Linked DNA regions of Mus musculus: all the other regions are linked to region 2. A link is a loop called in an ENCODE intact Hi-C map of the cell type or tissue named here. Cell type or tissue: gastrocnemius. All regions are shown on one strand.

The links. Peaks named below come from ENCODE experiments on the same cell type or tissue, not always from the same donor. Only the 100,000 strongest peaks of a DNase experiment are listed, where the experiment ranks them.
Region 1: it touches region 2 in a loop (2.6-fold over the local background); 2 of 42 quality-filtered maps call a loop at or near these places.
Region 3: it touches region 2 in a loop (11-fold over the local background); 23 of 42 quality-filtered maps call a loop at or near these places.

What each region holds. Positions count from the first base shown.
Region 1 is chr7:64,390,303-64,392,802 of GRCm38, forward strand. It overlaps Mphosph10 (M-phase phosphoprotein 10 (U3 small nucleolar ribonucleoprotein)), which reads right to left and starts at 1,934. Exons shown (of 11, transcript NM_026483.2): 1 at 1,804-1,934. The coding sequence starts at 1,892. It overlaps Mcee (methylmalonyl CoA epimerase), which reads left to right and starts at 2,320. Exons shown (of 3, transcript NM_028626.2): 1 at 2,320-2,500. The coding sequence starts at 2,496. In gastrocnemius, no CTCF peak of the experiment used is centred here; DNase peaks (open chromatin) are centred at 1,416, 2,015 and 2,354; H3K4me3 peaks cover 2,120 bases; H3K27ac peaks cover 1,430 bases.
Region 2 is chr7:64,163,653-64,166,152 of GRCm38, forward strand. The region is part of intron 1 of Trpm1 (transient receptor potential cation channel, subfamily M, member 1); the gene reads left to right. Among named protein-coding and RNA genes, the nearest start is that of Trpm1, 11 kb to the left of the region's middle. In gastrocnemius, a CTCF peak has its summit at 1,421 (motif pointing right); a DNase peak (open chromatin) is centred at 1,504; H3K27ac peaks cover 1,520 bases.
Region 3 is chr7:64,325,828-64,328,327 of GRCm38, forward strand. It overlaps Mtmr10 (myotubularin related protein 10), which reads left to right. Exons shown (of 16, transcript NM_172742.2): 13 at 825-994. Among named protein-coding and RNA genes, the nearest start is that of Mtmr10, 39 kb to the left of the region's middle. In gastrocnemius, a CTCF peak has its summit at 1,337 (motif pointing left); a DNase peak (open chromatin) is centred at 1,332.

The DNA.
Region 1 (2,500 bases), 230 kb after region 2:
CTAAAAACCTGACTTTGCTGTATATACTGAAGCTTACGCATCTACTTGCCTGGAGATACCCAGGAAGTCAGCCTTAAATCCTCAAATCTGCATCATACATACTCCTCACCTATTAGTCGTTTGGCAAGTGATTCCCACCTGGCTTTAAGCTTGAGAAAAATTATCTAAGGATATGATATCTGAAATGGGATTGAGACCTACAGGTAAAATAGAGTATCCTGTACAGATGTGGAAACACATAACTCTGGTTTTCAGACAATGTGAAGAACAGAAAGACCAAGACAGCTGTAGTGTGACTGAGGAGGCAGAGTGTACGGCTGAGGTTATAGAAGCTGGGGGGGGGGGGGTGGCAAGACAGAAACCACGCAGAGTTCTAAGACAGGAACACTTTAAGCGTAATGAGAACAGAGTTGCAGGCTGAAGTTTGAAATGATAATTTACAATGTGGAAACAAAAAGCACGATAGAGTTGAGTTGTTAGAAAGCTGATGAAGCATCGCAAAGGATTTTTATGTTGGAGACGCAGTCAGTATGACAACTAGGAATCAGTGTCTAAATATAGCGTAGGCAGGATGCTAAAGGGGATAGAGAAAATAGGACAGAGAAAAATGAAAGCATCAAGGAAGCAGACTAGCTGAATCTAAATAAATGAAATGATAGAACTGCCTTTTCGTGGGGCCGTAAACGTAATGGAAACAGGGAAATGACTTCAGGGGAGAGAAGAGTACAGGAGGGGGTAAGGAGCTCTATTTTGGACACAATGAGTCTGTGATACTGTTGCTAAGATTTTCATTATAAGTCAGAGTCATACGCAAACTTTATATGCCCCAGTACAGGGGAATGCCAGGGCCAAAAAATGGGGAATGGGTGGGTAGGGAAGTAGTGGGGAGGGTATGGGGGACTTTTGGGATAGCATTCTAAATGTAACTGAGGAAAATACGTAATAATAAAAAATATTTAAAAAATAATAAGTCAGAGTCATAATTTTACAGAACTTAATCAAAGTGCTGGGAAGAAAGAAGTCTCTCCTATTTTTTTTAAATTTATTTTTCTTTCCTACAAAGCATCCCAATTGCAGCCTCTTCTCCCTCCTCACCTCCTCCAGATCCACAGTACTCCTCCGTTTCTCTTCAGAAAAAGTAGGCTTCCAGAGATATCAACCAAACACAACCCCTCATTTCAAGGCAATCCGGCAGGGGTACAAGAGCTCCAAGAGCCTACTGCCACTGCTACAAGTTCCACAAAAATCCCAAGCTTAACAATCACAATATATATGCAGAGGACCCAGCGCTAACCAGCGCAGGCTCCTTGATAGCCAGTAAAGTCTCTGTGGGCCCCTCCCTGAGCCCTGGTTAGTGGATTCTGTGGGCCATGTTCTTGTGGTGTCCTGGGACCCCTATGGCTCCTACAGTCACCCCTCCTCCCTCTTCTGCGGGCTTCTCCGAGCTTCGTCTACTGTCTGGCTGTGGGTCTCCACCACAAGTCATGAAAATGCATTGACAAGCAACAAGTACGTACTTTCAGTGTGTATTTTGGGGACAAATTCAGAAAGCATATTCCGCCCTCAATGAGCCTCTCTGGACGCGAATAACTGGGCTTAGTGCAATAGCCCACAACTAGGAAATCTGCACCGAGCCGCTTTTACTTTTAGCATTTTGACAGGCCAACGGAGCAAAAACTGTCTGAAGTTGGGGCTAAGCGACCTGTACTTTCCCTTCCTGGCTTTCAGAAGTTGCCATATGCTGGCCCGCCCAGCACCGGTGAGATGCGCGCTGCTCTCTCCCAGACCTGGATCTGTACTTACGTGAGGAAACACTCCGGTCGGTTGGTGGCTTTCCTGATTTCCCTCAGACACCGTTCCAGAGTCTGTCGACGAAACACGCGAGGCGCCATAGCTACACACTACGGCACCACGCGAGTGCTGCGAGCCGGCCGGCCGGCCGGAAGCAGTACGCCAAACACACGCCTTATGCAACCTGAAGCTCAGAGCCTAAAGTTCCGCCACACACAGGTTCCGGCCTATAGCCGCAAACACTTCTATTGGGCATGCGTAGGGGTGGGGCAGACCACCGAAAAGAGCCATTGGTCATCTCAAGCGCCTTGGCACTTTCTCCAAATGTTTTGTATTTCTAAGACCACAGTGGTGTCGCGTGATTGCTTTCTGCTTTTGCATTCGATACAATAAGTATTTTAATGTAACGAAAAAGAAGGTCGCTTCACGCCGCACCCGCCACTCCCCCGCTCGTCCCGCCGTCAGTCAAGCTCCGCGTCTCGTGACCCCGCCCCAGGTCTCACGCCCCGCCCCTTGCTCGCCCAGCTCTCTTCAGCGGTCTAGCTCCCTGAAGGGTATTGGGCACCCCGGACTCGCGCCCCGTCCCTGCCCCGTTTCCACGCCCACTTCAGCTTTGACACGCCCCGGGCCTCAGTCCCCGCCCCCTGCCCACTCTCCCAGTTGTCTCTGCCCTAGGTCGCTGTGCAAGCCTGTAGCTTCTGGACATGAG
Region 2 (2,500 bases):
ATGCCCTGGGAATATCTGCTTTCATGTGATTAAAGGCTGTCGATAAGACTTTGATCCCGGAAAAGCAGGCCCTGCCGATGAACCCAGCTCCCATCACTTTGTGATGCTGGGAGTCAGGAGTCATTTCCGTGAAGAGGTGAGAATGGAGCTCATGGGCAGCTCAGAGAGACAAGGGGAGACGGGGGAGCCAAGCCTGGTGTCGAAGATGTAAAAGCAGCCAGGGACAAAGGGTTCTTACTCCTAGGAACCTAGCTCACTGGCCCCAACTCCACATCCCTGGGGCTTAGATGAAGTCCCTGGAATGATTCCCACTCACCAGTAGCCATGTAGTGAATGCTCTACCAACACATGATCTATAACTGTTTCTCTCTGCTCTAGCTCACCTCATCTTCCTATCCTGGCCAAGCAAACAGCTGTTGGTGCAAAAGGCCAGCTGCCAGGCAGGCACAGGTGCAGGTCCTTTCAACTCTGGGTCCTAAGATGGTGGCCTAGGGCCCAGGCAGCCCTGTGGCTCCAAAAAGGACCTTTATCTAGACCTGCAGGGAAATCATACTAATGTGCCATTAACCTTTATGTTCACAGGTTTGAATGTAAGAATTTAAACAGACTCTTTTTTCTTATTGCTGTCGCCTAAACAGTACAGGATAACATGGTTTGTGTGATAGTTAGGGATAAGGCTGGAGCTCCATGACTTAGTATGTGGGATGACCTGGGTTCAAGACCTAGCACTGCCAAAATACATGTATGTGCATCTTCATCAAATATGTACACAGAGCAAGTAAGCTCTTGTAAATATTCTATGTCATCAAGCTATGTCTTAAAGGATGCACATAGGTTCTGTGCGCACACAACCTCATCTTGTCCAAGGGCCTTGAGCCCTTGCCGATTTTCTAGACCTTGGAGTCCTGTGACCAGTCACCCTTGGGTACTTAAGAATAATTGTATCCCCCAAATACACACTTGCTGAAGATGAGGCCCCATGCCGTGACATGGAGGAGTACGGGCTGGGGTGCCAAACCCACACACACGATAGCAAAGGCTCCAGGAGCCCACAGAGCATGTGGAAAGAGCTCTGTTAGGGTACGTTGTGGGTGCCACAACGCACTGTCCAGAGTTTTCTGAGCCATGGTGAGGTACCAATGTCCCCCAGAGCCACCATAGACCTCTGGAGCTCTCTACAGCAGGCACGGAATGTGTTTTAGCATTATCCTTCTTAATGCCTTTCACTCTCCTATGGCTTTCCACCCCTACTTATAAAACCCCTAGGACTAAATGGGATTGCTTTGTGCAAGTTCAAATTGACATTGTGCAGGTCGGTATTTTGACTGAAAAAAAAAAAAAAAGAGCAGCAATTTGAAAAATAACTTTTATAGAAGCAAACCACAGCTAGGGGTCAGATTGGCTCTGAAGACAGCCAGCTGAGGGCAGCAGAGCGCTGAGCTGGCAGAGTAGGGCTCAGCAGTAAGGAGAGAAAGGTGGGCCATTGAAGGGAGGTGAAGGGTGCCAGGTCTCCTGGCTGGACAGGCTGACCAGCTGGCACAAGCTGGGGTACTGTTGTTGCTAGAAAAACAGCGGCTCAAGGGTTCCTAGCCCTCCTGCCAAGCCTCTATGGCAGGAGACACCCTACACTCAGGAAGTCTCCTGAACTGGCCCAGGGTAGACAGGCCGCTCAGCCAGTCAAGGTTCATGAGTCACTTGCTTGGATACTTGCTTGTGACAGAGGGACTTTGTCAGAGGTTTGGCTGGAATCATCTCCACCCCGCAAGACCTAGAGGAGGCCACCACCTCAACTGCAGGCAAGCCTTTGGCACTTGGTGGACTCCCTTGGGTTTGGCACTGGTGGAATTTTCATCAGAGATCTGCTGTAACATTTGTTGGCTGGACCGCAAAACAATAGGTGTGCTTCCTTGTTTTAATTTTTTTTTTCAAAAATTTTAAGACAGCAGTAGAATATGGAACTGGATTCAGGGCCACTCCAAGTACAGAACCCTATAGGACAGCATACTTCAGCTGCCCATCTGATGATACCATTGGCCTGATTTAAGCCCAGAGCCTGCTTGGGTTTTGAGTAATGCATAGGTGGTGTCTTAGGGTCTTGATTGCTGTGAAAAAGCACTATGGCCAAAGCAACTTGGGGAGGAAAGGGTTGATTTTGCTTACACTTCCACATCACTGTTCATCTTTGAAAGCACTCAAGGCAGGAACTTGGCGGCAAGGGCCGATACAGAGGCCATAGAGGAGTGCTGCCTACTGGCTGGTTCTCCATCACTTAAGCAACCATGCCAGGGTGATCCCACCTACTGTGGGCTGGGCCCACACACATCAATCACTAATTAAGAAAATGCCCTACAGGCTCGCATTAGCCAGATCACATGGAGGCATTTTCTCAATTGGGGCTCCCTCCTCTCAGATGACTCTTGCTTGACATAAAACTAGCCAGCATAGCTGGCTTCATGGTTCTCAGATAGAGAACTCAGTTCTTCTTCCCCCCATTGAGGAA
Region 3 (2,500 bases), 160 kb after region 2:
CTGGCTGTCCTGGAACCGCTTTGTAGAACAGACTGGCCTCAAACTCATAGGAATCCACCTGCCTCTGCCTCTTGAGAGCTGGGATTAAAGACATGCACCCCCACTGCCCAGTAGAAGACGGTGTTTTATTTACTATCCTTGACAAAACAAGAGCAGAATGCATCCTAGAAATACATTCTACCCTAAACTATGAGAAGTAAAAGATGTGAGCACTGCTCTGCCTGCCGTTGGACCCTTTCCCTCCTACTGGGTGGCCTCGTCCAGCCTTCGTGTGAGGAGAGATGCCTCATCTTCTTGCAACTTGATATGAAATGTTTGGTGGATATCCCTGGGAGGCATGCTCTTTTCTAAAGGAAAGGAAGAGTGGATGAACGAAGGAGGGGTGGCCAGGACAGGAGAACGGAGGGAAAACTGGTTGGGATATATTACATGAGAGAAGAATAAACAAGAAAAAATGTGTGCAGTGAACTGCTGTTATCTGCCAATAGTGACATATGAGAGTGCATTTGCTACTGAGCCCCACGGTCAGTGCATCAGGGTGGAATGGCATCTTCAGTGTGGTGGAGTGAATTAGCATAAATATTGTGTTTAGTTTTTACTTACTGATGACTTGCTCTGATACTTCTCTTGGTTCATATAGATTTCCAATAAATATAGAACATGACTTGTAAAAAATAAGTTTATTATATTTGAGAGCTGCTGGAATCCACTAAATTTTCTTACATAGACTATTTTGAAGGCAATTTAAAGTATAGAATGTTGAATTACCTAACTTACATTCAGGATTTCTCTTGGTCTTCATTTTCTTTCCATTTTATTGACAGAGGAGGAAGGCAGAGACTTGAGTTGTCTGGTGGCTTCTCTCATTCAAGTGATGATGGATCCATACTTCAGGACAATTACTGGATTTCAGAGTCTGATACAGAAGGAGTGGGTCATGGCGGGCTATCAGTTCCTAGACAGATGCAACCACTTGAAGAGGTCAGAGAAAGAGGTAACTAGTCCTGTTGCTTTCCTAGCACTTTTCAAAAGTTTGTTTATTTGTGTGTGTGTGTATGTGTGATGATTAGTGTTATGAAATATAGTGTGGCAAGGAGATATGTTGGGCCCATGCTAAGGTATGCCCTGAGGAATTACACTATTGGGAGAAGGAAGGGGGAGTGAGGACCTAGAGAAGGGGTAGAGGCAGACAGATGAGAGCAGAGCCATAAGGGTAGAGAAGAGGATGGGGCACAGAGGACAGAAAGAGGGGAGGGGAGAGAGAAAAACTGGGTACAGAGAGATTGGGGGCTGGAGTGCCTGGCAATCCCTTTATGGGAAGCCTGCCACCTGGTGGTGGTGGTTGGTGTTGTAAGCCCTGGGAGGAGCCTAGTGGAAGCACCTATAATCTGACAATTAGGGCATGCCAGGACATGCCTGTAGAGGTCGGAGGACAACTTTAAGAACTCAGTTCTCATTCTTCATGAGATTTTTGGGGTCAAAATCAAGTCTTCATGTTCATGTGGTAAGTGCAGTTACACTGAGCCATTTCATAGACCCCCAAACTAGCACCTTTCAAATATGTATGAGATAAATTTTTACCATTGTGAAAATGACAAGGGCCTCTTTAATTTTTCAGTATTGATTTAACACATTGTAGCTTTATTAAAGCCTAACTAATAGATTAGAATCCACATTGATGTAGAAGATTACCGTAGATACAAAGATGACCCCCTATCCTCTGCATCTTAGAGAATAGAGCCAACAACTTCTCTTCAAGCCAGTTGCCTGTAGGGTGTGTTGCAGTTTGTTCCCTCATCCCTGCACCTTAAACACATGGTCGAGTGGCTACCAAGCTGCACTGCAGCCCAGTTGTCAGAAAGTCAAACCTAGTGTGTCTGCACCATGGTGAGTATTTCAGCTGAAAGAACACATGGCCAGTGTCCCACTCAGTCCTATGTAGAAGCACAGGAAACAGGAGAAAGCAGAGCAGCAGGGCCATCCACTGTGTAAGTCCACAGTAACTGAGCGGATGATAATGACTTCAAAAGAATGATTATACGGATGATCAGTGGAATCAAGGAGAGGGTTGAAGACCAGAATGTATTGGAAGAGAGTACAGATGAACAGCTAGATGTAACAACAGCAACAAAGACAACTCAGGATGTGAAAGAGGAATTCAAGTGTCTCCAAAAATATTGAATTTTAGAAAAATGAAACAATAAATTGAATAAACTTTGTTGGAAGCCTCGCCAATATCAAGCATCAAGTGAAAACAGATTACCAGGATGTGAAATTGTAATAGAGGAATGAACTGAAACATTCAAACAGTAAGTTTTTAAAAGCAGGCATAGTACATGCAGTATTTTTGGAATATAATTTAAAACAACCAAACAGTTTAAAAGCTGGACATGGTGGTGCATGCCATAGAGACAGAGGCAGATATCTCTGAGTTCAAGGCCAGCCTGGTCTACAGAGTGAGTTCCAGAATAGCCAGGGCTACACAGAGAAACCCTGTCTT